2 separate regions of the Homo sapiens genome follow, and region 2 is linked to region 1. A link is a loop called in an ENCODE intact Hi-C map of the cell type or tissue named here. Cell type or tissue: PC-3. All regions are shown on one strand. Each heading gives the region's core, and the rest is flanking DNA. Links, peaks and the distances in the headings are about the cores only.

Region 1 (16,550 bases), core at 5,394-13,393:
GGTGACCCCCACCTCCTTCCTGGACGGGGTGGCTGCCGGGCGGTGACGCTCCTCACTTGTCAGACGGGGCGGCTTCCGGGCGGAGGGTCTCCTCACTTCTCAGACGGGGCAGCCGGGCAGAGACGCTCCTCACCTCCCAGACGGGGTCGCGGCCGGGTAGAGGCGCTCCTCACATCCCAGACGGGGCGGCGGGGCAGAGGCGCTCCCCACATCTCAGACGATGGGCGGCCGGGCAGAGGCGCTCCTCACTTCCTAGATGGGATGGCGGCCGGGAAGAGGCGCTCCTCACTTCTTAGATGGGATGGCAGCCGGGCAGAGACGCTCCTCACTTTCCAGACTGGGCAGCCAGGCAGAGGGGCTCCTCACGTCCCAGATGATGGGCGGCCAGGCAGAGACGCTCCTCACTTCCCAGACGGGGTGGCGGCCGGGCAGAGGCTGCAATCTCCGGCACTTTGGGAGGCCAGGGCAGGCGGCTGGGAGGTGGAGGTTGTAGCGAGCCGAGATCACGCCACTGCACTCCAGCCTGGGCAACATTGAGCACTGAGTGAACCAGACTCCATCTGCAATCCCGGCACCTCGGGAGGCCGAGGCTGGCGGATCACTCGCGGTTAGGAGCTGGAGACCAGCCCGGCCAACACAGCGAAACCCCGTCTCCACCAAAAAAATAGGAAAACCAGTCAGGCGTGGTGGCGCGTGCCTGCAATGGCAGGCACTCGGCAAGCTGAGGCAGGAGAATCAGGCAGGGAGGTTGCAGTGAGCCGAGATGGCAGCAGGACAGTCCAGCTTCGGCTCGGTATCAGAGGGAGACCGTGGAAAGAGAGGGAGAGGGAGACCGTGGGGAGAGGGAGAGGGAGACCATAGGGAGAGGGGGAGGGGGAGGGAGAGGGAGAGGGAGAGGGCAGCGTGTAACCTTGGTAACTTCACTTCAGCCTCTGCACTTATTCTCTTAAATTATCATCTGTAGTTTCAAAACTCAGACCACCAATGAACAGTTTTTTCAACTGCTCTGGTTCCTTTGGATCATGGCCCTCCTCTCTCTGGCGGTGGTGGCGACGGCTGGAGTTGGGCTGGGGGTGACTGGGTGGTGGTTTTACCTCCATTTTGAGACTGAACTCGCCTCTTCCAACTCGGAGTTCAGTATCCCTAATTGTATTTTGATAATTTTAGAGAACTCTTCAACATCTCCCGAGAGTGGTTAAAGAAAGGGTAACCTTAGCGGCATAAAAAAGTTAATGATAGTCGATAAATGCCTGACTTACAAGGTAGACGCTGGGGAGAATCTATTTCCTGAGGAGAGAGATGAAAATATACGACAGCCCAGTTTTCATGTGCGTTTTGTGAAGGTGTAAGGCATGAGTTTTTTTTTTAACTTTCTGTGTGTGTTACTTATTGTTTAATATCTTATAGCCAAAGAAATTAAAAGAGACTGAAGAAACACCAAGTGAACTGTCTTTCCAGGACTTTGAGTACCCAGACTATGATGACTACAGAGCAGAGGCTTTCCTTCACCAACAGAAGAGGATGGAGTGCTACAGCAAGGCCAAAGAAGCTTATCGGATAGGGAAAAAAAATGTCGCCACCTTTTATGCCCAGCAGGTAAAGTGGAAAACTGATTATATATTTTTTGTCAGTTATAATAACTAAATACTCTTGAAGCAGATAAGACACCCATATTGTGACTAGATTAAGTTATTCTGGGGAATGTAGTAGTTATGTAAGTGACATAAATAAGGTATCCTAAGAAATGTATGGTTCTGAGAATTTCATCTCCTGCTGTTTTGAGCATTTGAAATGCTCAGTTTCTGTGGTTGCTTTTGCATTTACTGCTTATGTGAATTACAGTTTATTCTGACAGTCCATATTTCTGGCAGCAGAATATTAATATTGGCCATCTGAGAGTGAGATTAAAGGGGTTTTGTGCCTTCTGTCATGTTTGAATTTTTGGTAATATATCACTTTCATAGTACAAAAATAACATTAATTTTTTTTGGGAAGTAAAATTTCTACCTGGGCTCATTTAACATGATATTATAAGGAACTTGCTTTATTTATTTATTTATTTTTTTAAGATAAGGTCTTGCTCTGTTGCCCAGGCTGGAGTATAGTGGTGCAATCTCCGCTAACTGCAGCCTTGACCTCCCAGGCTCAGGTGAACCTCCCACATCAGCCTCCCAAATAGCTGGGACTACAGGCACGTGCCACCAGGCCCAGCTAATTTTTGTATGGGGTCTTACCATGTTGTCCAGGCTGGTCGTGAACTCCTGAGCTCAAGCAATCCTCCCATCTCAGCCTCCCAAAGTGCTGGGATTACAAGTGCAAGGTACTACTTCCGGCCAGGAATCTGCTTAACTTTTTATGTTTGTGTTGCCATATGGGTTACTTCTTTGTGATTGAGCAGAGAAGAGTATCAAACTGCTATAGGCCTGTGAGCCCTAACAGTAGTCCTTGGGGGATAGCTTCTGGGGTAGGTAACTACAAAATGTTGAAGGTGAACGCCAAGATGAGACCCAGCATTATCAAAGGATACACAAATAATAAACCAGTGATTCCTTCTTGAGATGGTGTATTAGAGTTCTCTAGAGAGACAGACCAGTAGGATATATGAAAGATAATTTATTAGGGGGAATTGGCTCTCACAGTCATAGAGGTGGAGAAGTCCCATAATAGGCCAGCTGTAAGCTAGAGAACCAAAGAATTCGATAGCATAGCTTAAAGCCAGGAGTGTAGCGCAGTCGAAGTTCAAAGCCTCAGAACCAGGGATACTGACTGCAGCCCCCAGTCCAGGGTCAAAGGCTCAAGAGCCACCAAGAGGCAGCTGGTGCAGGTTCCACAGTCTAAAAGCTGAAGAATGTGGAGTCTGAATTCCAAAGGCAGGAGGAGAACATCTGCCTGTTTGTCTTAGCCAGCCTCCAGCTGCCCACATGGTTGGTGCCTGCCCGCATGGAGGGGAGGTCTTCTTTCTGTCCACTGACATGCAGGGCAATCTTCTCTGGAAACACCCTCACAGAGACACCCAGAAACAATGCTTCACCAGCCATCTAGGTATCCCTCAGTCCAGTCAAATTGATACCTAAAATTAACTGTCACATGTGAGGATCGTGTTTAGTTAAGTTTCCCACTTTTACGACTTTTGGTTCAGAAAATGTTAGAAAGAATGACTCAGTAGTTTAAGGACTACATTATTAAGTCACTGAAATTTACCTAAATTTTGGTGCATTCTTATATATTAAACTCATTGCATTATTTAAGATTTTAGGTTTATTATTCCCTTTTTCCCCCTTCCTTTTATTTGGGGCACTATTAACTTCCTCATCACCCAAGTAGCAAACAGCAAAACTGTCCCTTGGTGATATGTTTATGATTTAGGGTACTCTTCATGAGCAGAAGATGAAAGAAGCCAATCACCTTGCTGCCATAGAGATCTTTGAGAAAGTCAATGCTTCGCTGCTGCCACAGAATGTTTTAGACCTCCATGGGCTGCATGTGGATGAAGCTCTAGAACATTTGATGAGAGTTTTAGAGAAGAAGACTGAAGGTAGGACTGTGGTAATCACAAGTTTTCAATAGAATATATGTCTTTGCTTATATTGGTATAGCTTGCAAATTCAGGAGAGTCTGAATATGCAGGCTGAGAATATCTGTGTAACATCTGTAAATGTTTATGTTATTCATTCTTCAAGAGAACCTTCTTGGGAAAGGATCCTCATTGGTATGATGATTAACATTTTCTTCATTTGTATTCCTGTGCTGTATTTATTAACGGGAGGGCATGGTGTAATCTGCGAATCCTCTCTGTGACTTATAAATGAGACCTTTCAGGAATATTACATATCTTTGTCCAATAGACATTTATTAAACTTAATTGATATTTCTTGGATTTCAATTTTTCAGTAGATGCTTGATAAAATACAGAAGTAAATAAGGTGATAGGATTCTCCCACTCCAGTAGTTTTTTTGTTTGTTTGTTTCTTTTTCTGAGACATAATCTCACTCTGTTGCCCAGGCTGGAGTGCAGTGGTGCCATCTCGGTTCACTGCAACCTCTGTCTCCTGGGTTCAAGCCATTCTCGTGCCTCAGCCTCCCGAGTAGCTGGGATTACAGGCGGGTGTCACCAAGCCTAGCTAGTTTTTGTATTTTTAGTGGAGACAGGGTTTTACCATGTTGGCCAGGCTGGTCTTGAACTCCTGGCCTCAAGCAATCCACCTGCCTTGGCTTCCCAAAGTGAGCTACTGCTCCTAGCCTGACCCCAGTTGTTTTTAAATTGAATTTTGGAAATCTTGTAGAAAATCTAGAAAACAGTAAAGATTAGAAAAGAGAAACTTTAAGAGCCGTTTAAATTATTATTTAATCCAGAGAGAAGAAAACTCTTCAAGTATATAGAAGTGTTATGAAAGAATATTCTTTCTATAGAGGATGAATTAATAGTGTTTTACTCAATAAATATTTGATTATCTTCTGTATTCTAGGCATCAAGGATAAGGTGGTGAAAAAGACACACAATCCTTGTCTTTATTGGAGTTTATTGTCTAGTGGGGTATACCATCTAGTAGGATAGATAACAGTGAAAAAATAGTTACATAAGTAATTAGCATTGTGATAAGAAAATACAAGTTGTGGCCGGGTGCGGTGGCTCATGCCTGTAATCCCAGCACTTCGGAGGCCGAGGTGGGCGGATCACCTGAGGTCTGGAGTTCGAGACCAGCCTGGCCAACATGGTGAAACCCCGTCTCTACTAAAAATACAAAAATTAGCCAGGCATGGTGGCATGCACCTGTAATCCCAGCCACTTGGGAGGCTGAGGCAGGGAGAATTACTTGAACCCTGGAGGCGGAGGTTGCAGTGAGCCAAGATCACGCCACTGCCCTCCAGCCTGGGTGACAGAGCGAGACTCTTTCTCAAAAATAAATAAATAAATAAATAAATAAAATAAAATAAAATAAGAAAATACAAGTTGTATTTAGGATAAATTCTAAAATCCCTACATAATATCTCTTGCTTACCTCTCCAGTCTCACCCTGTGTTTTTTTCTCCTTTTCTGTATATTTAACTACACTGTCAGTCTTGACCCCCATACTAGTTAGGCCCCCTGTTAATAACTTCTCACAGTACTCCTACCTCTCACAGTGTTTATAAAAAGCTTATTGTATAATTGGTTATTAAATACCTGTCTTTTTGGCCAAGAATTGAGCCAGTGATGATCATGTTTTTTCTTCAACACTCAAAAAAGTTTTTGAATAAATGACTAAATAATGGTAGTTATTACTCTTATTTTTTTGACAAATAAGATTGTTTATATTGAAAGTATGCAATGTGATGATTTGATAAATGTACACATTGTAAAGTGATTACCACAATGAAGTACTTTAGCACATACATCACCTATTGTTACCATTTTGTGTGTGGGGGATGAGAACACCTATGACTTACTCTCATAGCAAATTTCAAGTATATGATATAGTGCTATTAAATATTATTACCATGCTACACATTAGCTCAGCAGAATGTATTCTTTTTAAGCTTGTACCCTTTGACCAGCATTTCATTTCCTCCTCTCTATTCTGGCCCCTGGCAACTACCATTCTATTATGTTTCTATGTGTTTGGCTTTTTTTTTTTTTTTTTTTTTCCCCAGGTAATGTTTTTATTTTTATTTTTTTATTTTTTTTATTGATCATTCTTGGGTGTTTCTCGCAGAGGGGGATTTGGCAGGGTCATAGGACAATAGTGGAGGGAAGGTCAGCAGATAAACAAGTGAACAAAGGTCTCTGGTTTTCCTAGGCAGAGGACCCTGCGGCCTTCCGCAGTGTTTGTGTCCCTGGGTACTTGAGATTAGGGATTGGTGATGACTCTTAACGAGCATGCTGCCTTCAAGCATCTGTTTAACAAAGCACATCTTGCACCGCCCTTAATCCATTTAACCCTGAGTGGACACAGCACATGTTTCAGAGAGCACAGGGTTGGGGGTAAGGTCATAGATCAACAGGATCCCAAGGCAGAAGAATTTTTCTTAGTACAGAACAAAATGAAAAGTCTCCCACGTCTACTTCTTTCTACACAGACACAGCGACCATCCGATTTCTCAATCTTTTCCCCCACCTTTTCCCCTTTTCTATTCCACAAAACCGCCATTGTCATCATGGCACGTTCTCAATGAGCTGTTGGGTACACCTCCCAGACGGGGTGGTGGCCGGGCAGAGGGGCTCCTCACTTCCCAGAAGGGGCGGCCGGGCAGAGGCGCCCCCCACCTCCCGGACGGGGCGGCTGGCCGGGCAGAGGCGCCCCCCACCTCCCTCCCGGACATGGCGGCTGGCCGGGTGGGGGCTGACCCCCCCACCTCCCTCCCGGACGGGGCGGCTGGCCGGGCGGGGGCTGACCCCCCACCTCCCTCCCAGACGGGGCGGCTGGCCGGGTGGGGGCTGACCCCCCACCTCCCTCCCAGACGGGGCGGCTGGCCCTCACTTCCCAGACGGGGTGGCTGCCGGGCGGAGGGGCTTCTCACTTCTCAGATGGGGCGGCTGCTGGGCGGAGGGGCTCCTCACTTCTCAGACGGGGCAGCCAGGCAGAGACGCTCCTCACCTCCCAGACGGGGTCGCGGCCAGGCAGAGGCGCTCCTCACATCCCAGACGGGGCGGCGGGGCAGAGGCGCTCCCCACATTTCAGACGATGGGCGGCCGGGCAGAGACGCTCCTCACTTCCTAGATGGGATGGCAGCCGGGAAGAGGCGCTCCTCACTTCCCAGACTGGGCAGCCAGGCAGAGGGGCTCCTCACATCCCAGACGGGGTGGCGGCCGGGCAGAGGCTGCAATCTCCGGCACTTTGGGAGGCCAGGGCAGGCGGCTGGGAGGTGGAGGTTGTAGCGAGCCGAGATCACGCCACTGCATTCCAGCCTGGGCACCAATGAGCACTGAGTGAACGAGACTCCGTCTGCAATCCCGGCACCTCGGGAGGCCGAGGCTGGCAGATCACTCGCGGTTAGGAGCTGGAGAGCAGCCTGGCCAATACAGCGAAACCCTGTCTCCACCAAAAAAATAAGAAAACCAGTCACGCATGGCGGCGCGCGCCTGCAATCGCAGGCACTGGGCAGGCGGAGGCAGGAGAATCAGGCAGGGAGGTTGCAGTGAGCCGAGATGGCAGCAGTACAGTCCAGCTTCGGCTCGGCATCAGAGGGAGACCGTGGAAAGAGAGGGAGAGGGAGACTGTGGGGAGAGGGAGAGGGGGAGGGGGAGGGGGAGAGGGAGTTCGGCTTTTTTAGGTTCCACATGTAAGTGAGATCATACAGGATTTGTCTTTCTGTGTCTGGCTTATTTCACTTAGTATAATGCCCTCCAGCCACATCTGTATTGTTGCAAATGGCAGGATTTTCCCCTTTTAAAAAATTTTTAATTAAATTTTTATTTTTATTTAAAAGAAATAGGAGGTCTCAGTGTGTTGCTTAGACTGGTCTCGAACTTCTGGGCTCAAGTGATCCTCCCACCTTGGCCTTCCAAAGTGCTGAGATTGCAGATGTGAGCCACCATGCCTGGCCTGAGCCACTGTGCCTGGTCCCCTTTTTATTGTTGAATAATATTCCATTGTGTCTATATCACATTTTTTTATCAATTTATCCATCGATGGACAATTAGGTTGTTTCACCCAGCCTGGATGACAGAGTGAGACTCTCTAAGAAAAAAAAAATTGAAAAATCGAAAAACAGAAAAATGAAATGGAAAGTAATCAGTATTGTTAAGGATGTGGATAAATTGGAGCCCTCATATATTGCTAGTGTAGCCACTGTGAAAAATTTCACTAGTTCTTTGAAAGGTTAAACATATAATTAACCGTATGACCCAGTAATTCTGCCCCTAACTATGTACCCAAGAGAAATAAAAACACAATATGTCTTTACGGAAACTTGCATATGAATGTCTGCAACAGCCAAAAGGTGGTGGTAACCTAAAAGTTCATTAACTGATGAATAGAGAAACAAAATGTGGTAAATCTATACAATGAAATTTAATTTAGCCATGTAGAGAAATGGCGGACCTTGTAAACATTATTCTTTGTGAAAGATGAAGGCAGATAAAAAGCCATATGTTGTATGATTTCATTTTTACCAAATGTTCTGAGTATGTAAATCTAGAGAGACAAAAATTTGATTAGTGGTTGCTGGGACTGGAATGGCAAGAATATGAGCAGTGACTGCTATGAGGCACAGAATTTCTTTGTGAAATGATGGAATGTTCTGGAATTAGTGGTGGTGGTTGCACAACATGATGAATATGCTAAAAACCGCTTAATTGCATATTTTAAAATGGTTAGTTTTATGTTAATTTTATCTCAATTAAAAAAATTGTAAGAAGAGAAAAAGAGGCCAGGCTCAGTGGCTCATGCCTGTAATCCCAGCACTTTGGGAGGCCGAGGCTGGCGGATCACGAGGTCAGGAGATCAAGACCATCCTGGCTAACACAGTGAAACCCCGTCTCTACTAAAAATACAAAAAAAAATTAGCTGGGCATGGTGGCGGGCACCTGTAGTCCCAGCTACTTGGGAGGCTGAGGCAGGAGAATGGTGTGAACCAGGGAGGCGAAGCTTGCAATGAGCCGAGATCGAGCCACTGCACTCCAGCCTGGGTGACAGAGCGAGACTCCATCTCAAAAAGAAAAAAAAAAAAAAAAGAAAGAAAAGAAAAAAGAGCTAAGTAATTTGCCCAAGGTAATACTTGGTCAAGATCCAAGATGCAGATCTTTTCTGGAAGCCAAGGCCCATCTCTAGTGCATGCTGCCACCTGTGGTAGTCTGTAGTTACTGTCAGTCACCACCAGGTGGCAGTATTGTTGAATAGAAATGAATCCAGTGGAAGATTTGTGGCTCTGACCTGCATTGCCTTTTGACATAAGATTAAGGAGTGTTAAAATCGGAGATGAATTTTTTAAAAAAGAGAGACATCTGGACCTTATGTCCCTTCTGGTTGAAATATACACTGCTACGTACGAATCATTTTTGCCTCCAAATCAAACTAGGAGCAGATCAAACCTTTAGAACTGACTACCATTTTATAGGGATTTACAGGGGACAGAGGAACATGTTAAACAACACCATGGGGATACAGTCAGCAAAATTCAGATTGTGAAAATCTAGGATAGGCTGGGTGTGATGGCTCATGCCTGTAATTCCAGCACTTTGGAAGGCCGAGGCAGTCAGATCACTTGAGGTCAGGAGTTTGAGACCAGCCTGGCCAACATGGTGAAACCACGTCTCCACTAATAATATACAAAAATATTAGCTGGGCATGATGTCTCAGGCCTGTAATCCCAGCCACTCTGGAAACTGAGGCAGAAGAATCGCTTGAACCCAGGAGTCAGAGGCTGCAGTGAACCGAGATCATCCCACTGCACTTCAACCTGGGCAACAGAGTGAGACTCTGTCTCAGGGGGAAAAAAAAAAAAGAGGAAGTCTAGGATAAATGATCCAATTTTTTTCAATAAATTGTAAAGAAAAACACCAGGGGAGGGGAAACCTTGTTACTTAAGAAATATATCAATCAAATAGAATGTATAGACTTATTTCAATCTTGATGCCAACAAATTACTGTAAAAACATATTTTTGAGATAATTGGGGGAAATTTTGGAAACTAATGATATTAAGGGACTTTTATTAATTTTATAAGATATGATGGTGCCATTGTAGTTATGCTTTTTAAAGGAGTCCTTATCTTTTATGAGGTATGTACTGAAATATTTGCAGTTGAAGTATCTGGAGTGTGCTGAAAAATGAGTTAAACAGTCCTTTCTAAGGCGTTAAACAGCAAGAACAGCCTGTATTTGGGAAACGAAACATATACATTACTTCATGCAACAAACATCCTTTGAACTCTTACTTGAGGCATGTGAATCAACTAGAGAATATTTTCAGAGCAATAAGTGAACTATTAGCAGGTGATAATCGTATAAATGACTGACCTAAGTGATAAGGGGAGCCATAGTGAAGAGTGTGAGTTATGATTAGAGATTTAGTTGGGCTTTTTTTGTAAGTAAACTTTTTCTTTTTGAGATGGGAGTCTGGCTCTGTTGCCCAGGCTGGCAGTTGGTTGTGACCTTGGTTCACTGCACCCTCCACCTCCCAGGTGCAACCCATCCTCCTACCTCAGCTTCCCAAGTAGCTGGGACTACAGGTGCGCCTCGCCATGCCCTGCTAATTTTTGTATTTTCAGTAGAGATGGGGTTTTGCCGTGTTGCCCAGGCTGGTCTTGAACTCCTGAGCTCAAGTGGTCCACCTTCCTTAGCCTCCCAAAGTGCTGAGATTACAGGCATGAGCCACTGTCCCTGGCCAATGTAAAACTTTTATGCGTAATATAACATATGTAAAGAACAGTGCCCAAAATTATAGGTATATAGTGCAAAAACTTTGTAAAAAGTTCGTAAAAAGGTTTTACACTATATACCTAGAATTTTGTGCACTGTGAATACCTTTGTGAAGCTAGCACTCAGTTGAATTTTGAGCAACATATTGCTTGAAGTAATGGATGTGGATTAGAGATGGAGATCATAGACAAGGAATTAGAAATGCAAGAGCAACATATTCTTTTAAAATTCCAGGCTGAATATCATCTTGGAGATATGATACTTGAAAAACCATTTGTTTGTATTCTATTAGGAGTATTAGGACAATTTAATAAGCAGACCGTGGAATGTTTATATTTTGTGTGTTTTAAATTTATTAATTCATCTCATTAATAGTTTTTTTGTTGTTTTTGTTATTCTGCTACAGCTTTTATTAGTTTTCAGGATTTATATCCTTGATTTTCACAAGGTCATTTCCAAAATGGAACTTCAGTATTTTAGGAGGCTCAGACTCCTTTGATGTTTTAAGAACTATCTATCAGGAAAAGTTTGTTAACAATTGATTATCTTTAATAGTAAGACTGCAATCCAGCTGTGACTAGTGGATTTGCTAATAGCTATTACTGGAAGATAATCTATAAACTAGTTGCTATCATTATCCCTTTTTCCTGATGAGAAAATAGGCACAAAAGAAGCTAAGTAACTTGTCCATGGTCACACAGTCATTTAGTGGCAGAGCTATGATTCAGAACAAAGCTTGATGGCTTTAGAATATTTAATTAACAGGGTTGTTGTGAAGATTCTTAGTTAATAAATATAAGCCACTTAAAGCAGTACTTGACTCCTTTTGTATAGTAATTGTTAGGTATCATTAATGGTATTATTGCCATTATCATTATTTCAGGGAGAACTTCTGGTAGTGCACAGAAATCTCTTCCCCCATAAAGGAAGAAGTCCCACCAAATCTTTTGATGGATAGATTACAATGAGGCTATGTGTTTTAAAACATACATCTTAAAACATTAATTTGGGGGCTTTTTGAGATAGCAAATCTGTCTTACTATTACAGTTTTGAGATGGCAAACCCCAAAATCCTCATGAAAACAATTTCATGTGCTTGAGTAGCTAAGGTTTACGTTTTCTATTGAGAATGTAAGATAAATGAATTTTAACTCCCCTGATTTCTGTTGTAACAGAATTTAAGCAGAACGGTGGGAAGCCCTATTTGTCTGTGATTACGGGGAGAGGAAACCACAGCCAGGGAGGAGTTGCTCGCATCAAACCAGCTGTCATTAAGTACCTCATAAGCCATAGCTTCAGGTGAGTGTAGATTTCTGTTATTAATAATGGCAACTGCCCATATAGATCTTTATCAGATATTTCTGTGAGTATAGATTTCTGTTATTGATAATAGCAATAGCCCTAATATAGCTAGGTAAATAAACACTAATAGCGTACTCAGAACAATCTGTTAAAATAGTTAACTAAATTTAATCATCTGATTTCAGCCACAGATTCATGCTTAAATTATGATATAACTTTCCCTGCTGGATTTATGTTGTCTGGTAAACCAGAAATAAGGAAAAATGTGTTTGTTGCCAATAATCATCTGATAAAACTTTCTATCATAAATTTAAAGTTCTAAAAGAAAGTAAATATATTTGTTTCTTTGATAATATGCAAAATAATTAGGTAATATGTATCATACTTTAAGATTTGCTATTATTCTTTTGAAAGGAAATCAGTATTTGTGGATTTTGGATGGAATTGGGTGGCTTCTATTGAAATATAGTTATAATTTAGGTACGTTTAAACTTTAGCAGAAATGTTCAGTTAATATGAATTTATTTGTGTTTTCATAAGTTAAATGCCATTAATGACCTGTGTTGACAAACATGAAATGTTCTTTTTCATTAAGTGATAATTATTTAATAACAGAAAATGACAAGAAAGTCAAAGATGAAATATCTGTTGATGGATAGATTTCCTGCAGATGTGTATCATTAACTCCTACCCACCAATTTCAGTGTAGCATATTTATTTTATGCCATGTAATAAGATGTTATTTGGCTACATTATCGAAAATGATAGCATAAGTTATGAGCATAAAACAGGTGACATCAGGGTTATTTTTATAAAAGGAGTAGTTAGACCAGAACATTATGTTGAGATTAATTATCTATTTTAGAGACTAGTCTTCCTTTAAATTCTCTCCGGATAGAGTTGAAAGCATTGCATGGCCAGATTAATCAGACTTACCTGATATATCAGAGATTTCTTCTTGGTGCTTTCATGATGCACCAAGGACTTTATTCTTCCTACAGCATACTCTTTTTCATAAAGGTAAAATTCAGGCCTCACAGGTTTTGACAAATCTTAAGTTATACTAAGTCAAGAGCAACCTCCAGCTTTAAGATTGTATTTGTTTTGACCGTAGATAAAAGGAACACAAACCTAGATGTTGGTCTTGGATATTGACTTAATAAGGGTCAATACTTTGGTAGTAAATATTATATTAAGCGTAGGTACTTGGAATTGATTACAAGGTATATTCCTTAGCTAATTTGAAATTTTCATCTTTAAAATAACTCTTTTCTCATTTCTGCAGGTTCTCTGAAATTAAACCAGGGTGCTTGAAAGTCATGCTAAAGTAAAATAAACATCCTTGAATTAGAAGTATGAAGGTTTGTAGGTTAAAATTACTTTTATTTGCAGTAATTCAGTCAATTCTACCCTAAAGATGTGTTTTATTATAAATAATATTCAATTATGAAACAAAAAAATTATGATGTTTTTCAAAATGCAAGTGAGGTTTGATTTTTTACTGAATCAAATGCAAATGTTACCTGTTAAAGATATTACAGAGAAATTTTATTGATTACAAAATATGTAAGAAAATTATCAGCTACAGTTTTAAAGTTTAAAATGCTCTGATTGTTTCTCAGAAAAGGTTACCTTTGTATTAATTGTTGTATGACATTTAGTAATGTCCTAAAAGTCTTTTGTGAGAGGTATTTAAAGTGCTTTGAGACCTGATTCATGCCCCCCAAAGGGTGGTATTAAAAGAGGAAAAAGGACATAGTAGTGGTAGTAAAGAAAAAAAGGAGATCTAACAAAAACACTTGAATATTTTTTATTTTCAAAACTAAACACATAAAATGCTTTTATTTTGCCATATCCTACAGGAAGGAAGACATGCTTTTGCCCTTTCTTCTGCTTTGTATATGACCTTGATCTTTTACCTTTTGTTCTGTTCTTCTGTGTGCATTTTATGGAAAGAAAGTTGGGTCTGAGATTATATTGTAATTTTATACTTTCTATAGACAGAAAGGTTTTCAGAGAAAAAGAAATGGTTAAATATCTTCCAGATGTTGCTGCCTTATCGAAATGCTTCTAGAACTGTCTGTATAAGTCGTATTTCAGACAGTACTAAATACTTATATTTTATTTTTGAGGCATGTAATTTTAAAACTGCAGTAGGTTAAAATTCTATTAAACAAATATAGAAAATATTTTGTTTATAATTGGCCTGGTGTGGTGGCCCACGCCTGTAATCCCAGCACTTTGGGAGGCCGAGGTAGGTGGATCGCCTGAGGTCAGAAGTTCAAGACCAGCCTGGCCAACATGGTGAATCCCCGTCTCTATTAAAAATACAAAAATTAGCTGGGTGTGGTGGCGTGTGCCTGTAATCCCAGCTACTTGGGAGGCTGAGGCAGGAGAACCGCTTAAACCTGGGAGGTGGAGGTTGCAGTGACCCGAGATCGAGATCACACCACTGCACTCAGCCTGGGTGACAGAGCAAGACTCCGTCTCCAAAAAAAAAAAAGAAAAAAAAGAGAAAATATTTTGGTTATAATCATAAGAAGAATCCTTACAATTTAAAATATTTTCACTTTTATTTTGAAAAAGAGCCAACTTTCTCAAAGGAAGCTGTCATTAACTTCTGTTGTTTGGTTAGCTAATAAATTCTGTTAGTATGCAAGTTAAACCTGTGTAAAGGAGGTTATAATGTGGTAAGGTATAATTTTCCAATATGAGACAATGGCTTAAATTTGCCTTTGGAGATGGAGAATATTTTCAACATACATAATTTTAACAAATAGTTTTGTTGCTTTTTGTTAAGCTTAAAAAAAAATTTGGATCAGAAATTATAGGATTGAGCTGGTACCAAAAGAATCCTAAAGTACAGAATGGTTTTCCAAAAGAGCAGACATTTCAATGAAAATAAAACCCCAAAACATTTTTTTTATATATCATGATTGCATGCTTTTAAAATAAGGAGGCTTATCATTGAATTTTAGTTCCATAAAAATGAAAATACATGTTTATTATTTAGAAATGGTTAGTGACTGGTATTGAAGTATTATTCACACTTATGTTTGTAATAATTTATTTAAAGAATGCCAACAGTTTAGCACACTTTTGTAATCTCTAGAACAGTTCTATACATTAAAAATAAACATTAAAAATAAAGCAGTTCCTTTAAACAACTTACTATGAAACTATAATTGTTAATGAAATAAGATATTCCTATGTATACATTAGTATGATTTAAGGGTATGAAAAACAGTGCTAAAATGTGGAGTTAATTGGAATGTGTGCAGCTGCATACTCACTTTCTGTGTTTTTATATTTCCTTACCTAGTTTTAAAAATCATCACTTTTCGGCACTTCAGCTAGACTTATTTCAATATTATAATTATGATTAATGAAGGAGCAGTCAGAAGTAGAGGTGTGGTATTCCGTGGGCAGAAGTCAAATGAAAAAAGCTATATTGTTTACTTGTTTACTATATCAATGTTAATATTATGCCTTATTTTGATAAATCAAATAGTATATCTTAATCATTGTTGATAAATATACAGGCAAAGTTTGAGCATCATATGTATTTTTATGAAGCTGCTTAATTCCAAATTGCCTCCCACCCCACTATCTAGCATAGTTTAAGCAACACATAATTTTGAAAGAAAAGTTTGTAATCCCTCCTTTCTTTTTTTTGCCCATTTCTAAATCCTGTATGCCCGCAGTAAAGATAGTTTGGGGATTTTAAAAGTTTTCTCTATTACCCATTTCTAAATCCTGTATGTCAAAGATAGTTTGGAGATTATAAAAATTTTCATGTATTGGTGTAGGTTGAGTATCCCTAATGAGAAAATTCAAAATCTGAAATGCTTCAAAATCTGAAATTTTTCGAGCACAGACATGATGCTCAAAGGAAATACTCACAGAGCATTTTACATTTGTAGGTTAGCGATACTCAACAAGTAAATATAATGCACATGTTCTAAAATATCCCCCCAAACCCCAGCAATCCAAAACACTTCTGGTCCTAAGCATTTTGAGTAGGGGATACTCACTCAACCTGTATATTTGTGCTAATACATGACTCATTAGAATGATTCTTTGTAAACTTAATATTTTAAAAGTACAGCACTTCTGTAGTATGGAAGGTTTCAGTAATAATTATATTCATTCAGTAGTCTCTTACCATTATCTCCCAGATGGAAAAAGAGGACTAATGTGGAAACCCCAGAGGGTGTCCAGTTGGACCAGGGAGATATTAGACACTTAACAGTATTTTCAGTCTGTCCATCTCTTTATTCCAATGTGAGAAATGGAAGTGTTTTTTTTTTTACGTTTATTGGCTCTTCATATTTCTCTACATTATTTTTAATGTGCAGTTTCTTCAATTGGTTAGTATTTCCATACTATTTGCAACTTTATGGCCTTTAAATATAGGACATATTATATAGCAGAAATTTTGACTTTAAATCCTCTTGAGTAGTATATTTTGAGAAGAAAAGCTATACTGCTCTTCTGGATGGTTTCCATCCTTTATTTAGGTCTTTTCTTTTTGAATTCAAGTGTTTTGTATGCTTAGAAAGTAGACATGTATAATATTGAGATCGGTTATTTCTGAGCTGGAAATTGGAAACTTTGGAAACTCAGGAAATTGCTCTGACAATGTTTTAACTGCTCTCAATTTAAGAAAATGACGAAATGTATAAAAAAGACAAAAATAACGTGTGCTGTTTTTTCCAAGTGCTTTTTCTAAGTGCTTTTCCATTGTGCAATGAGGTGAAGTTTGGTAATTTTTCGGTGTAGTAGTTAAATATTGCTCAATTTTTATTTACATGTAAAGAAAACAGATTTAAATGTTTATGTGGCCAAAAGGTGTCATTTAAAAGGTAAAATAAGTTTATGTAGAATGTATGTTCATGGTGCTTATTTT
Region 2 (16,550 bases), core at 3,305-11,304, 590 kb after region 1:
AATAAAATTAGGAAGATTAACTCTGGGGCACTGGTGACTTTCTGATATATAAGTTACTTCATGTTGTGATATGCTCTTTCAGTGATCGTACCTTTCATCCTCAAAAGAAGATCTCTTTCAGCAACTTAGAGGCAAAAACATTTTGATATAGCACATATACAAAACCATATGTGGCACTGTGATTGTTCTTTGAGGACAGTGGCTCCCAATCTTTTCTCACTGTCATCCTAGATGACTATTATTAAGTGTTTTTTCAATCAGGAGATTTTTCCACTTATGTTTGACAGCAAGTTGACAAGGCTGTGAAAGCATGTCAGCTCTGCTCAGGATGATCACTGTGGGTTTTCTTGCATCATGAAGGTTGTTGAGTGTGCCTTGCTTTGGCGTCTCTGAAACCCCTTTCAATGATGCTAACTTGTTTGTGGCCTGGGAACATGTGATGGCTATGCTTTCCAAATTGGGGTTCCAATGTAAGCTTTGGGACAACAGATTGTCTTGTTGCCCGCTATATCCCCAGTATCTAGAATACAGTCTGGCATAGTGCTCAATAAATAATTATTGAATAAAAAAGAAGAAGAGGGGCTAGGCACGGTGGCTCACGCCTGTCATCTCAGCACTTTGGGAAGCAGAGACAGACAGATCACTTGGGGTCAGCAGTTTGAGACCAGTCTGGTCAACATAGTGAGACCCTGTCTCTACTAAAAATACAAACAATTAGCTGGGTGTAGTGGCACACGCCTGTGGTTCCAGCCACTTGGGAGGCTGAGGTGTAAATACTGCTTGAGCCCGAGGGGCAGAGTTTACAGTGAGCTGAGACTGCATCACTGCACTCTAGCCTGGGTGACAGAGCGGACTTTGTCTCAAAAAAAAAAAAAAAAAAAAGAAGAAGAGGAGGCAAAAGAAGAAGGAAGGGAAAGAGAAGGGAGAGAAAGAAGAAGTTAAGAAAGAGAAAAGGAGAAACAAGAGGAAGAGAGAAGATGAAAAGAAAGGAAAAAAGTGGTAGTAGAAGAAAAAGGGGAAGAATAAACTGCTACCACCGCACAAAGTGTTTATGGTGGTATTATAGAAGGAATGCAATTAAAGAAGAAGAACTAATATTTGGCAAGAATTGACTTTACCCAAAGAATTGCAGTGGGGAGGAAAATATAATGGTAAAATCAACATAGATATGTGATAAAGGAAGATGCATAATTCGCATTAGACAATAAACTTTTTTTTTTTTTTTTTAAAGACAGAGTTTCGCTCTTGTTGCCCAGGCTGGAGTGCAGTGGTGTGATCTCGGCTCACTGCAACCTCCGCCTCCTGTGTTCAAGCGATTCTCCTGCCTCAGCCTCCTAAGTAGCTGGGATTACAGGCGTGTGCTACCATGCCTGACTAGTTTTTGTATTTTTAGTAGAGATGGGGTTTCACCATGTTGGCCAGGCTGGTCTCGAACTCCTGACCTCAAGTGATCTGCCCACCTTGGCCTCCCAAAGTGTTGGGATTACAGGAGTGAGCCACCACACCCAGCCAGACAAAAAACTCATTCCCTGCTTCCCCAGGTCCACAGACTTTCAGGTTTAGAAGGGGTCAAATTAATCATTTTCTCACATCAGCCATATCAGATGCTTGAATCCAGGGTTTGGCAAACTTTTTCTGAAAAGGGTCACATAGTAAATATCTTAGGCTTTGAGTGGCACAGTCTCTGCTCCATTATGCCACTGTAACACAATATGCTAAAAAAAAATTGTATGATTGTGTGGTAATAAAACTTAATTTACAAAAACAGGTGGTGGGCCAGGTGTGGCCCGTGGACTGTAGTTTGCAGACTCCTACTTGTATATGCCCTGTAATATTCCAACAATGCTGATAACCTCTGTTAGCATTTGCTGCAATAGAGAAACTCACCACTTTTCAAGGAAAACTATTCCATCTTTGCATAACTTTGATTATAGAAAGCCATTCTTTACACATTGAGTCAAAATCTGTTTCTCATGTTATTGTAATATTAGGTATTTGCTGTTTGTCTCTTTGTGTTTAAGTCACTATAATCTAGTGGTTTTGTTTTTTGTTTTCTTCTATTTTTTAAAACATTTTTGAGGAAGTTTTTTTTTTTTTTTTAAAGACAACTTCTGCTTCCAGTCAAGATGGAGCAACAGGGACCTGATTTACCCTCCCACCTGAAATAACCAAAAAACTGGACAAAATATTAAGAAACAACAGCATTCAAGATATTGACACTAGGCAACTGAGGACAGTGATCCCTGAAAGATGGAAACAAATGAGGTGTAACTATAATTATCTCCAGCTAAATGTGTAGAGAATATTTTCAGGCCCCAGCACACTGGGAGCCCAAGTGGAGACCGGCAGTGTCTCTGGGTCGAGGACATTCAGTTGCAAGTCCAGGACAGCCAAGTACAGGATCAGAAAGCTGTGCAGAGAGACAGTTCTGGAGGTGTGCCAAGGGTCCACTTTAGTCTCCGGTTGAGTATTAATTAACGCGTATGTGTGAGGAAGTTACCCAAGGTCAGGGAAAGAACCACGTGAAAGGATTAAACAGAAGAGGAAACAGTTGTTGGAGCTCACAAAAGGCCAGAGAGTCCCTATTCCTACCAACCACAGTAGAAAGCCTCACAATTCACAGAAATGGGTTAGAACACTGAAGAATCTTGCCTCATTTGTGGCAGGAAATTATTCAAACAATCTACTTCTGTTAATGCACCTCTTTCTATATGTCCCTGTTCATAACATCATAGCCAAGCCTCAGCTCTAAAGCTTATTCACACATGCTGTCATTTAACCAGGTCCTATTTGTTTTTTATTTTAATGGTTAAGCTTTTCCATTGATGTCTTTCTTTATAGTGTTGATTATCATGTTCATTATTGTGCTGAGCAGCCCACTGTACCTGATTTTTTTTTTTGAGATGGAGTCTCCCTCTGTCGCCCAGGCTGGAGTGCAGTGGCGCGATCTCGGTTCACTGCAACCTCTGCCTCCCGGGTTCAAGTGATTCTCCTGTCTCAGCCTTCTGAATAACTGGGATTACAGGCACGCGCCACCACCCCTGGCTAATTATTTTTTTTTGTATTTTATTTTTAGTAGAGCTGGGGTTTCGCCATGTTGGCCAGGCTGCTCTCCAACTCCTGACCTCAGGTGATCCACTCGCCTCGGCCTCCCAAAGTGCTGGGTTTACAGGCATGAGCCACCGTGCCCAGCCTGTATCTGAAGTATTATTTGTAGGAATAATCTGAGGCCTAGATGAAAAACATCTTCCTCCAAAGAAGATCTGCATTTGTTTTTACCATGCTCCTTGGGGGCACAACCAACATAAGACCAACTGGTCCAAGATTTGAGATTCCCAAACCCACAAAGAAAATCTACACGAGGTCTCATTTACTTAGGGTTCACCCCAACCCTAAGGATGCAGCCCTGTGGGCCCCCAGCTTAAGATTGTGAAGGTCTGATTAGACTTTGCATCTTCTATAGACCTGGTGCTTTCATTTCTCACCTCCTTACCTCCTTTCTCACCTCATGACAAGTTCATCTCAATGAAGGTTCCCATTTGCTGGGACTCACAAATCCCCTCAGGGCAAAAGCAGATTCTGTGCCCTTATCACCTTTCTGGTTCTCCTGGTTTAGCTTCAGTTTTGCCTTTCAATTCCTCACCATGTTGTCAGCTTTACAAAGTTTCTTTTCTTTTCTTTTCTTTTCTTTTCTTTTCTTTTCTTTTCTTTTCTCCTTCCTTCCTTCCTTCCTTCCTTTTCTTTTTTTTTTTGGAATCTCGCTCTATTGCCCAGGCTGGAGTGCCTGATCTCGGCTCACTGCAACCTCTACCTCCAGGGTTCAAGAGATTCTCTTGGCTCCGCCTCCTGAATAGCTGGGATTACAGGTGCGTGCCACCACACCTGGCTAATTTTTATATTTTTTATTAGAGATGGAGTTTCACCATGTTGACCAGGCTGGTCTCAAACTCCTGACCTCAAGTGATCTACTTGCCTCAGCCTCCCAAAGTGCTGGGATTACAGGTGTGAGCCACCATACCTGGCCCAAAGTTTCTGTTGTTTTTTCATAGTTTTCTATAATTTTAAAAATTGTTTTCTAAGGGATCATTAATCTGAAAAACCTAGCCCACCATTACAGAAAGATACAAATCCACCTACAACCATCCCAAGTCTTTGAGAATAAAATAGAACCAGAAAGTCTGGGTGCAGTGGCGGCCTTTCTACTCAGGAGACTGAAGCAGGAGAACCACTTGAACCCAGGAGGTGGAGGCTGCAGTGAGCTGAGATCATGCCACTGCCCTCCAGCTTGGGCAACAGAACCAGACTCCATCTCAAAAAACAAAACCAATGAATGAACGAACGAATGAGAAGGAAGGAAGGTGGGAAGGAGGGAAGGAGGGAAGGAAGGAAGGAAGGAAGGAAGGAAATAGAACCAGAAAAAGTCCACCAGAGCCTAAGAAGAGCATTTGAGGTAGGGAAAAAACCTTCCCTCTCCTGGGGGCCCCAGGGCGGGTCCTAGGGAGCGCAGTGTTGTGTGCTGCTGTGCAGAGCAGAGCGGAGCAAACTGAGGGGCCACGAGGTGTGTGCAGGAGGCTGCGTGAAGTTGTGGTGAGGAAGATGAGAGGCTCCTAGGAATTTCTGGGTGCAAGAGAATTTTAAACAATGAAGGTTTTAAAGAAGAGCTATTATGTCCTTGTGCTTAGGCCCTCTTAACTCTGAGAGAAAAAAGAGTAAAATTTCTGTCCTGGCTGACTGCTTTAAAGGAATATGATTCTGATTGTGCCATAGAAATCACTGCTTTATAAACCTTATATGTATCTGTTTACTACAGATGATCAAGGGAGAGAAAAGGATAGTAGGGACATAGAAGGAGAGAAAAGAAAAGCATTCACGGACAGGCCATGGAAGGCGTTTCTTGTTTCAGTAGTATTAAGTACCTATTTCATGTTGGACAGAGAAAAAGTTGAGTGAACTAAGTCCTCTGCCCTAAGGAGCTCATTATCCAATAACAGGGGAGAACAATATGTCATTAAATAATTTAAATAAAATCCAGATGTAATTAAGTTTTATTGAGCATTTAGTAAGAGCCAGATGCTTTCTGAGAAAAAAAAAAAAAAAAGCAGCCCCTGACATCTAAGGACTGGCCTAAAATTTATAGGTAGGCCTGAGTGGGAGCAGAAGCTGGCCGGGAGCTCACAGCTAGGACAAGTTATTCTCCTGCTGCGTGTAAACAATCTCACAGAACACTGACACCAGTCAAGTCACTCTGAGATCATGAGGAAGTGCGACAAAACAAGACCACTTCATAATTTTGTCTAAGCACAGACAAAAATGAGGTCACTGTGCAACCCCTAAAACACGAATAGCTCTTCTTTCAGCTAATATGAGCCTCTAGTGATTCTTTACCTTTAGAATTTTAGCCTTGCTCTAGTCTACTGTCCCTATAAACGTTGAGATGCCCAGTCATAGACTTTCCCTGCATTCTGACAGCATTCAATCCAGAGTGAACCCCTACTTCCTTGGATCCTTCCACAGACCACCCAACCGCAGCCCGAATCCAATAGTAGGTCTGATACCCTCTTACTGAGAAGCCCCACAGTTCCCCATGGTGTGTGTTCTCCCTTGCTGCAATGAGTAATAAACCCAATTCGTTCCACTACTGCTGTGCTCCTGGTGGGCTCTGGCTGGAGGGCACTGTCATCTCAAGTACATCATTTAATTTCATCCTCATAACGTGAGCATAAGCCTGAATTTATAGATGACGATAAGGCTCCTAAAGGTTAATTTAATTCAGAATTACAGGCAGAAAGAGACAAAGCTGGGATTTGAACACTGAGCTTTGAATGTTTCTCACTACCTTGAATGACTGAAGACAGAGAGCAAGATAGAGAAGAAAAAAGATGTCCAAAAAGAGACAAAAAGATGTTTTTCCTCACCCACTTTAACTGCCACTTTCAAGGAGCAACATCTCCATCTTGTGATATTTTATGATACGGGTTTTAAATAATTGAATTTTATAACTGTAGGAGATCGTTCAGACACAACTGAAATTTAAGAGAATACTTAAAAAAATTTGCTCCATAGGCAAAATAAAATTAAGCCATTACATTAAAAACCACAGCTATGAGGAAAGAAAGGTCTCTTATTGTCATCTGTCTTACTTTTTCTTTTCTGAGGGACAACCCTCCTGCATCCTTCCACTTTACAATAATGTCCTTCCCCAAGATGGCTGAGTACATACATCTCAAGTACGATGCGTGCCTCTGCATCAAGGAACTTTTGGGTATCTGAAGGTTAGGAATGGGAGACTTTTCACTGAATATCCTTTTGTATTAAAAAAAACTTAGGAGTATGTGAATATATTACTAATTCAAACACAAAACTAATTTTTTTTATTTTAAAATTTATTTATTTATTTATTTTGAGACAGAGTCTCACTCTGTCGCCCAAGCTGGAGAGCAGTGGCGCCACTGGGCTCACTGCAACCCTTGCCTCCCAGGTTCAAGTGATTCTTGTGCCTCAGCCTCCTAAGTAGCTAGGATTACAGGCGCCCTCCACCACATCCGGCTAATTTTTGTATTTTTAGTGGAGACGGGGGTTTCACTGTGTTGGTCAGGATGGTCTCGAACTCCTGACCTCAAGTGATCCACCCGCCTCAGCCTCCTAAAGTGCTGGGATTACAGGTGTGAGCCACCATGCCTGGTCAATTTTTATTTATTAATTTTTTCAGTCAGAGCAAGATAGCTTGATAATAAATTGACATTTTTAGGGTCAAATATAAAATATGCATGTGTCTGCCTTTTATTTTACTTTTTTAAAGAAGTAGACTCTATAACTAAGGTACTACCAGAACACAGTTATCTTCTGGTTTTTCATTTATCTGTTGTAATTGACCCAGATTGCTTAAACATGAGAATGTAGCAGCAAAAAAGAAATACACAGGCTAGGAAGCAGAGCTCAATTAAGAATAGAGAAAGCAGAAGAAAAAGAGAATAGACAAGGAGTCAGATGTAGGGTTCAATGGGAAAGGCAAGCAGTTCAAACTGGAGCAGTGTGAATAGAACCATATGAGTTGAGCAATCCTAAATAATCATGCTATCCAGATTTCAAGAAAACCTTTTTCTGAGTCACTTGGAAACATATAATTCTAAATTTAAAACCAGGTAGGAGCCAGGTTCTACGGCTCACGCCTGCAATCCCAGCACTTTGGGAGGCTGAAGTGGGCAGATCACTTGAGCTCAGGAGTTCAAGAACAACCTGGACAACATAGCGAAACCCCATCTCTACCAAAAAAATACAAAAATTAGCCAGGCATGGTGGCGTATGCCTGTAGTCCCAGTTACTTGGGAGGCTGAGTTGGAAGGATCACTTGAGCCTGGGAGGCAGAGGTTGCAGTGAGCTGAGATCATGCCACTGCACTCCAGCCTGGGTGACAGAACCGGACCCTGTCTCAAAAAAAATAAAAAATGAAACAGGGTAGCATTGGCATATGGAGTAAATACTGAACTGTATTGGCATGCTTATGCTAAAAAATTATTTGTTGTTTATCTAAAATTCAGATTTAACTGGGCATCCTATAAATTATCTGGCAACCCTAACTGTACATGCAATAAAAAAAAAATAAACAACTTACCAATTTGCCAGCAGATGGCTCCCCAAATCTAGTTTAGAATGAAACAGTGCATCCAAACATAGTGAGAAGTCATTATTGTTTCAGGGCTTTTGTTTTGAGTGTTTGTTTGATTGGCCTGGTCTGGTTGGATTCATTTTTTGCCAGGGGTGGGGGGAAGGGGCAGTGATAATTTTTATTTAGTTATATAAAAATATTAAATATCTTCTACCATCATTTCATACGATTCTTCATGATCCTTAACTTTAATGTTAAAATGAAAAAGAAATCACAATTTAATTTTCTATATTTTTTCTTTTATATTTGCTCAAGCATTTAAATACCAAGGCAACATGTATAATTTCAGTATAAGGTGACTCTGACATTTCGCGAAGGAATTCCATGCCCATTAGATTATGTATGCTGAGCATCAGGTTAGGGATCTTTATAAAAACTATACCTTTGCCTCTTTCATGCAGTCCGATTTGCTACAATATTTTAGCATTGAGGCATGAGCTTTGTTTTGACTCCAAAGCACACACCCAACACTCCCAATGAAATAATTGATTCAGTGGAATTTTTAGATCTGCCACAATTTTACCAACCCTTTGCTAATGCCAGAATACCTCCAAAAACAATCAAGCTTAGGCTCCGGTGAAAAACTCAGGAACCACCGTCAAGAAACATATAATAATTAAGTTGCATTTCCCACATTTCTATTAATACATAACGTACAACTCAATTTTGGATTTTTAAAAACTGTTGTCGTATACTATTCATTCTTAGTTCCACACTGGTTTAATAGAATCCTTCAAAGAATGTGCTGAGAAACCATGATTATTCTATAATAATGGCTTTCCTGCATTGCAAACGAATTAGGCTAGAATGTTCTCATACAATGTGAAGGGCACTATTTTAATGTGGCATTCACAAAAAGAGTGTATATGTCATATTAGAAGTGGTCTCCATCCTCCAATGCTCTGTGCCCCAGGAGGGTGCCCTGAATGGAATGCATCAAAGGGCTCCCTTGCTCTCAGACTGTGGGTTGGAATCAGCCAATCGTAGATATTGCAGCAGATGGGGAGAGCAGGAAAAGTGAGATCAGAAATATGTTTCTCCAGCTCACTCTCTACTGGTGAGTTGCCATGGGTTGGATGCAAACTTCTACTGAAGGCTATAGGTTCTATCAGGTGATCTTTTCTTTTCTTTTTCTTTTCTTTTTTTTTTTTTTTTTTGGAGACAAGAGTCTCGCTCTATCGCCCGGGCTGGAGTGGTGCAAGGGCACCATCTTGGCTCACTGCAACCTCTGCCTCCCAGGTTCAAGCGATTCCCCTGCCTCAGCCTCTTGAGTAGCTGGGATTACAGTCACGTGCCACCACGCCCAGCTAATTTCTGTATTTTTAGTAAAGATGGGGTTTTGTCTTGTTGGCCAGGCTGGTCTCAAACTCCTGGCCTCAGGTGATCCACCTGCCTCGACCTCCCAAAGGGATTACAGGCGTGAGCCACCACACCTGGCCTATCAGGTGACTTTTTCTAAATAGACCTTTCCTGCTCCCTTCTCCCAAATCTGGGGTAGAGGTTCTGTTTGCTCCATTGGGCCCTTTAGGCACCAGTATCACTATACTGCACTATAATTTTCTGCCCACCCCGTTGCATCTGTAAGTATCCACAAGACTAGGAACTGTGTCTTATTTTTGTCTTACTGATAGTAGATGTTCAGTAAATCTTCACTTAATCTGATAGAAGTTTTCATAATACAAATTTAAATAATCTTTTTAAATCTCTAAAAAAACTTTTAATAATAAAAAGAGTATTTCTCTAACTCTTTTTCACATAAACAAGGGCAAAATCCTGCTGGGTCTTAAAAAATTAAGAAATCTTAAATGAGTCACTGAAAAGCCTGGTTTAATATTCTTCTCTTAATAAATATTTATTGATTTATTTATATAGAGAGATGGGGTCTCACTTTATTGCCCAGGCTAGCCTTGAACTCCTCAGCTCAAGCAATCCTCCCAGCTCAGCCTCCCAAGTAGCTGGGACTATAGGTGTGCCACTGCACCCAGCATTATAATAATTTTTTAAAAGGATTCAAAATTTTAAAGTGATTTTAAAACATAGATGAAAAGGGCTTATATTTTATATTTAATATACACTTTATAATCTTTTAGAATATTATAATATCTTATGAACTTTTTTCTTGCATATGAGATCAATGTTATATTTTTAAAGAGCTAATCATGATATCATCTGAATTTATGGGAACGATACTTAATAGGCATTATGTTATATAGAGAAAAGTATGTTTACTTAAGAGAGATCTGATCCATTCTTACAAAGCTTTGGAACACTTACAATAAATAATTTGTAATAGAGTTCATAATAGTGGAGACATTATGAACAGGTGGTATCTATTAACAGAATGTGAATTACAGATTTGGCATTTATCTAGTTTATCTAGGTAATCTAGTTATCAGCAATGCAAAATGGTTGATCTAGATAATCCAATGACAATGAAAAAATTCATTTTAAGCCTTAGATTATTTGAACCAACAATAGATACTGATCAAATTAACTAGAAAAATGACCAAAGTTAATTTTATTATGAATATATAAATATAGCCCTAAGGTAAGAACAGAACCACTTAGCATTTTATAGTGTTTAACCCTTCAGTTTCCTTGAAACTTTCACAGGAATTTTACTTCAGCATGAAGTTCAAACATATACTCTTAATTTTTTTCAAAACTCCTTTTAACAATCTCTTCTCCTACTTTAGAAAATTAAATATATTTATCCTTTTTTGGTAAGTAAATATTGCAATTTATATTTGGGTTTCACCACATTAGAATTCCTTCCTCTGAAAACATTCATTTCAAGATAGTTGGGCTAATAAATTTGTGAAAAAATTATTGGCAAAACGAAGTAGAAAAAAGGGGATTAAGTGAAGTCATGCATTATAGTGCTTCATTTACATATGAATAGAAATGTCAGTGATTAATAATAAATTTTATCTTAGTCTTTGAAAATAAGATTTCTTTTTTCTTTCTTTCTTTTTTTTGAGACAGGATCTGGCTCTGTTACCCAGGCTGCAGTGCAATGGTGCAATCTCTGCTCACTGCAATCTCCATCTCCCAGGCTCAAACCATCCTCCCACCTCAGCCTCCCGAATAGCTGGGACTACAGGCATGCACCACCACACCTGGCTAATTTTTTTGTATTTTTAGTAGAGTTGGGGTTTTGCCATGTTGCTCATGTTGGTCTCAAACTCATGAGTTCAAAGCAATCCACCCATCTTGGTCTCCAAAAGTGCTGGGATTACAGGTGTAAGCCAACATGCCTGGCCTGAAAATAAGATATTTCTGATAGAACTAAGATTTCCTTTAGTGAAAATTTGATACAAACAATACAAATAGTTGGTTTAATACTTATTTAAACAATATGTCTAACATACATATCTACGTATATATGTTGATATATGAATGTGTATATATACACACACACACACACAGTTTATCAGTCTGTGTGCTTGTACATATATATATGTATATACAGACATTATGAATAGATAGAAAGATAGATCCATTATCTATCCATCTATCTGTGTGTGTATATGTGTATGTATATGTATATATATACACATACACACATATATCTATAGATCGATCGATCAATCGATCAATAGCTAGGTAGATAGATTGATTCTAGGCATATAGGAAAATTTCTGATCAATCATATGCTGACTACTAGGCTAAGTGAGAAGAGACTTCAATGACCACACACTCCAAGGAATACAGAATTTATAGAATTAATTCACAAAAGTCACTAAACAATAACACAGCAACAACAGCAATTACAAGCAAGAGGCACAATAACAAAACCTGATCAGGCAGGGAACATCTGATATCTAGAGTTGCCACAGTATATTATCTAAAATGCCATTTAAAAAAAAAAACATATGAAACATGCAATCAAACAGGAAAGTATAGCCCTGTTTCCCAAAGTGCTGGGATTATAGGCATGAGCCCGGCCTTTTCTTTCTTTCTTTTTTTTGAGATGGAGTTTCACTCTTGTTGCCCAGGCTGGAGTGCAATGGCGTGATCTTAGTTCACTGCAACCTCCGCCTCCTGGGTTCAAGTGATTCTCCTGCCTCAGTCCCCTAAGTAGCTGGGATTACAGGCATGTACCACCACGCGCAGCTAATTTTGTAATTTTAGTAGAGACGGGGTTTCTCCATGTTGATCAGGCTGGTCTCGAACTCCTGATCTCAGGTGATGCGCCTGCCTTGGCCTCCCAAAGTGTTGGGGTTACAGGTGTGAGCCATCGTGCCCGGCTGCCCGGCCCTTTCTTATCATTTAAACAGAGCCCTAATGATGATCTAACTGAATGCCCTTACTGTCTTAGAATATTTTTAGTTAATATTAATATCTGGTCAGGCTCCATGGCTCACGCCTGTAATCCCAGCACTTAGGGAGGCTGAGGCAGGTGGGTCACCTGAGGTCAGGAGTTCGAGACCAGCCTGGCCAACATGGTGAAACCCTGTCTCTACTAAAAATACAAAAATTAACTGGGCGTAGTGGTGGGCTCCTGTAATTCCAGCTACTTGGGAGGCTGAGGCAGGAGAATCACTGGAACCAGGGAAGTGGAGGTTGCAGTGAGCTGAGACCATGCCATTGCACTCCAGTCTGGGCAACAAGAACGAAATTCCATCTAAAAAAAAAAATTTTTTTTTGTAATGATAAAAGGGTTGATCTGTCAGGAAGACATAGCAATTATAAACATAATACACCTGACAAAGAGTTCCAAATATATAAAACAAAGACTGACAGAATTGAAGACAGAAATAGACAATTCAACATAATAGTTGGATATTTCAATGCCTCACTTTCAATAATAAATTGAACAACTTGACAGAGATTAGCAAGGCTTGATTAACACTATAAACTAACTAGACCTAACAGACATCTATAGAACACTTCACCCACAACAGCAGAATATGCATTCTTCTGTTGCATATTCCATACACAGAATGTTTTCCAGGATAGACCATGTGTTGGGACATAAAACAAGCTTCAGTAAATGTAAAAGGATGAAAGTCATGCAAAGTTATGTTCACCATTCATACACAACAGAACAAAATTAGAAATCAATGATACAATGAAATTTGAGAAATTAAGAGATATGTGGAAATTAAGTAATATTCCCCTAAACAGCCAATGGGTCAAAAAAGAAATCACAAGTGAAACAAGAAAATACTTTGAGATGAATAAAAATTAAAACAGAACATACTAAACTTATGGGATGCAATAGAAACAGTACTCAGAAGGAATTTATAGTTGTAAATGCCTATTAATAAAGAAGGTATCAAATCAATAACCTAACTTTTCACTTTAAGAAACTAGAAAAAGATGAGCAAATGAAATTAGAAAAAAGCAGAAGGAAGAAAATAAAGATTAGAGTGAAAATACATTAAATAGATATCCAAAGAAGTTTAACTATATGGACCTTTGTCAAAAACTTACAAATACAGCTTCAGTATAAAATTGACAATATAGGTATTAAAACTTCACAAATTTTAATTTCTTGAGGCTGCTTGCCTCATTTATGTCATCTCTTACTATAATGTAATGAATGAAAGGTATGAATTAATGAATGAAGGGTATGAATGAAATAAAACAGGGAGAAAAAATTAATCTTGCTGAGTTTTTCAGTGACTAGAAATATTTTTGTCCTTAGATTTTAATGTCCTTAACCTTGATAGAAATGAAATTCATCAATGCTGACCACTGAGTCTAGAGAACAAACATGTAATGAGGCCTTTAGGGGTAGTTTTAGAAAAACTAAAGGAAAAAATTACCTTTTATATTGAGTAATACATTTACAAAATCACTCCCCAGAAGCAAAACATCAATATGGCCCCAGGAATGGCTTAGGAAGATAGCTGATGACAACATTAATATCCCCTTTTCCAGAAAACACTCTGACTCTTCAAGCCATTGAATTTCATCACTAGTCTTCCTTCTTTACCAATTACCTTCAGCCTCTTTTGTTCAGATTTGGTCACAAGGAAGAACAGCATAAGCAATGGTAAGGTATTGGAAGGTGAAGGATGGCAGTAAGGGAGTAAAAAATTGCATGAAAATCCAAGACCAGGAACCATAATTCAGGAACCTTCATCTCATTGACCTGCTATTCCTTCTGCCATTAAAAAATACCTGTTTAAATCCTCACCAGCCACTTTCTTCTCCTCTCCCCTCCCCTCTTTTTTTTTTGGAGGTGGGGTCTCACCCTGTGGCCCAGGCTGGAGTGCAGTGGTGTGATCTCGGCTCATTGTAACTTCCGCCTCCGGGGTTCAAGCAATTCTCGTGCCTCAGCCTCCAGAGTAGCTGGGACTACAGGCATGCGTGACCACACCTGGCTAATTTTTTTGTCTTTTTGGTAGAGACGGGGTTTCGTCATGTTGGCCAGGCTGGTCTCAAACTCCTGGCCTCAAGTGATCCGCTGGCCTTGGCCTTCCAAAGTGCTGGGATTACTGGCGTGAGCCACCGCATCTGGCCTATTTATCTCCATTTTCTTTTTCTTTCTTTTTTTTTTTTTTTGTCACTCAGATTGGAGTACAGTGGGACAAGCTCAGCTCACTGCAACCTCCGCTTCCTGGGTTCAAGGGATTCTCCTGCCTCAGTCTCCTGAGTAACTGGGATTACAGGCACACACCACCACGCCAGGCTAATTTTTTGTATTTTTAGTAGAGATAGGATTTCACCATGTTGGCCAGGCTGGTCTTGAACTCTTGACCTCAGGTGATCCACCCGTCTCAACCTCCCAAAGTGCTGGGATTACAGGAGTGAGCCACCGCGCCCGGCCTATTTATCTCCATTTTCTGAAAAGGACATAATAATAAACCATGCTGGTTAAGTTGTAAGGAAGGAGTATGCACAAGGTGCACAAGCTACCCCATAACATTTCAGGAGAAAACGATTTTTTTAAACTCCTCGAAGTATGCAAAATCAGCTACAAACAATATGAAATACAAGTTACAGTTCTGTTTGTTCTATAGCAGTGTAAAAATCACAAAACTCTCATCAAAATAGAAAATAAGAGCAATGACATACCATAAGCACCTTGTATACTTTAACCAACGACATTTTAATTGGCACCATCTCTGCCAGACTAGTATTAAGCCTGGCATCAGGCACGAGTTTATTAATTAATGTGCTCACATACTTTTAATGATATTTGGTAAACTGATTTCTTACTTTTATTCTTTCTTGCTTCCTTAATTAAGTCCTAAATGTGGAGAGATCTTTTTGTACCACATCAAGCCATGCATGCCTCCAAAGTGTTTTAGTGACACTGTGCCTATGCCAGCGAGGGCCTCATTGTTGCTAAGCAACCTAAAACATTTATTTTTGTTTTTGACTTCCTATCACTTTTTCCTGTTGATGGCCAATCCTTCTCAGTCTCTTCAAATCCTTCTCCACCCACTATTTTCTTAGTAAATAAATCGTAGACTTGAACATATCAGGAAATAGCTATAAAGAGTGAAGAGACTTGCCTGGTGTTATACAACTAATTGATAATATTAAAACTAGAAACCAGGTCCATTGAGTCTCTCTAGTTTCAAAATTCCCACTATTACAGGATCATATAAATGGGCTGAATTCATGTGTGACATGAGATTTTCCTAATTTCTTTTTTGCCAGTTCTGATTTTCTTGTATTTCCTCTCTTTTGCTGCAGGGGAAGCACCGTTCCTCTAACTTTTTAAAAAATATATATATTTTTTATAAGAGATAGGGTTTCCCTCTGTTGCCCAGGCTGGAGTGCAGTGGCACAATCATAACTCACTGTGGCCTCGGGACTCCTGGGTTCAAGCCATCCTCCCACCTCAGCCTTCCAAGGAGCTAGGACTACAGGCACGTGCCAAAAGGCCAGGTAATTTCTTTATTTTTTGTAGAGATGGGGACTTGCTAAGTTGCCCAGGCTGATCTAGAACTCCTGGCCCATAAGTGACCCTCTAAACTTGGCCTTTCAAAGCACTGGGATTACAGGAGTGAGCCACTGTGCCTAGCCTGTTCCTCTAACTCTTTAATTCAAGTTTCTTTTTATTTTTTGAGACAGAGTCTTGCTCTGTTGCCCAGGCTGGAGTGCAGTGGTGCAATCTCAGCTCACTGCAACCTCTGCCTCTTGGATTCAAGTAATTGTCCTTCCTCAGCCTCCCTAGTAGCTGGAATTACAGGCACACGCCACCACGCCCAGCTAATTTTTGGACTTTTTGTAGAGACAGGGGTTTCAACATGTTGGCCAGGCTGGTCTTGAACTCCTGACCTCAAGTGATCCGCCTGCCTCAGCCTCCCAAAGTGCTGGGATTACAGATGTGAGCCACCACGCCTGGTGGAATTCAAGTTTCTCAATGCAGTGTTTGGCCCAAAGTGTGAGGTCAGCACCACTGACAGTATGGGAGATGATTTGAGTAGTATGCAGATTTGGCATCGAATAACATTTAATCACACAGTGAGAAAGCTGCTTTATATAATGCTTTTTCAATCCTTCTGACAAGGATAAAGTCTCATTTTTGTACGAGTGTTTAACACCTCTCTGACACTGTCCATTCCCTTTTTAATAAAGAACCATCAACCTCAAGCCTGGGGACATGGCACAACCTTTTCTAGCTAGCATTTAACAGTATTGTTCTGCTTTTGTGGTGGTTGCTTTCATTTATGGCAAATAATGCTGACTTTCCATTTTTAGTTTTCAATTTAAGAAAGTGAATCTGATTTAAAGTAAAATATTGAGTAAATACTATACATGGTTGTATATGTATATATGGCAAAAAAAAAAAAAAAATCATGAAGGCAGTGCTTGAGTGACTAACTCCAGGAAACACTGTGTTGCTAGAATCTGTTACAAATGGTTGTCTACTGTAATCAAGACCTGGAATGACAACTCTCCTGAATCTTTTTTTTTT

The links. A loop is a pair of places that touch in the nucleus more often than their neighbours do. Peaks named below come from ENCODE experiments on the same cell type or tissue, not always from the same donor. Only the 100,000 strongest peaks of a DNase experiment are listed, where the experiment ranks them.
Region 2: it touches region 1 in a loop (5-fold over the local background); 4 of 110 quality-filtered maps call a loop at or near these places.

The regions. Positions count from the first base shown.
Region 1 is chr4:40,141,266-40,157,815 of GRCh38, forward strand. N4BP2 (NEDD4 binding protein 2) reads left to right here. Exons shown (of 18, transcript NM_018177.6): 15 at 1,408-1,596; 16 at 3,367-3,535; 17 at 11,515-11,638; 18 at 12,927-16,550. The coding sequence ends at 12,972. Among named protein-coding and RNA genes, the nearest start is that of RHOH, 47 kb to the right of the region's middle. RefSeq lists an enhancer at 6,326-7,107. In PC-3, for the core only: a CTCF peak has its summit at 8,786 (motif pointing right); a DNase peak (open chromatin) is centred at 8,806; H3K27ac peaks cover 580 bases.
Region 2 is chr4:40,729,467-40,746,016 of GRCh38, forward strand. No RefSeq gene overlaps it. Among named protein-coding and RNA genes, the nearest start is that of NSUN7, 12 kb to the right of the region's middle. In PC-3, for the core only: a CTCF peak has its summit at 7,609 (motif pointing right); no DNase peak of the experiment used is centred there.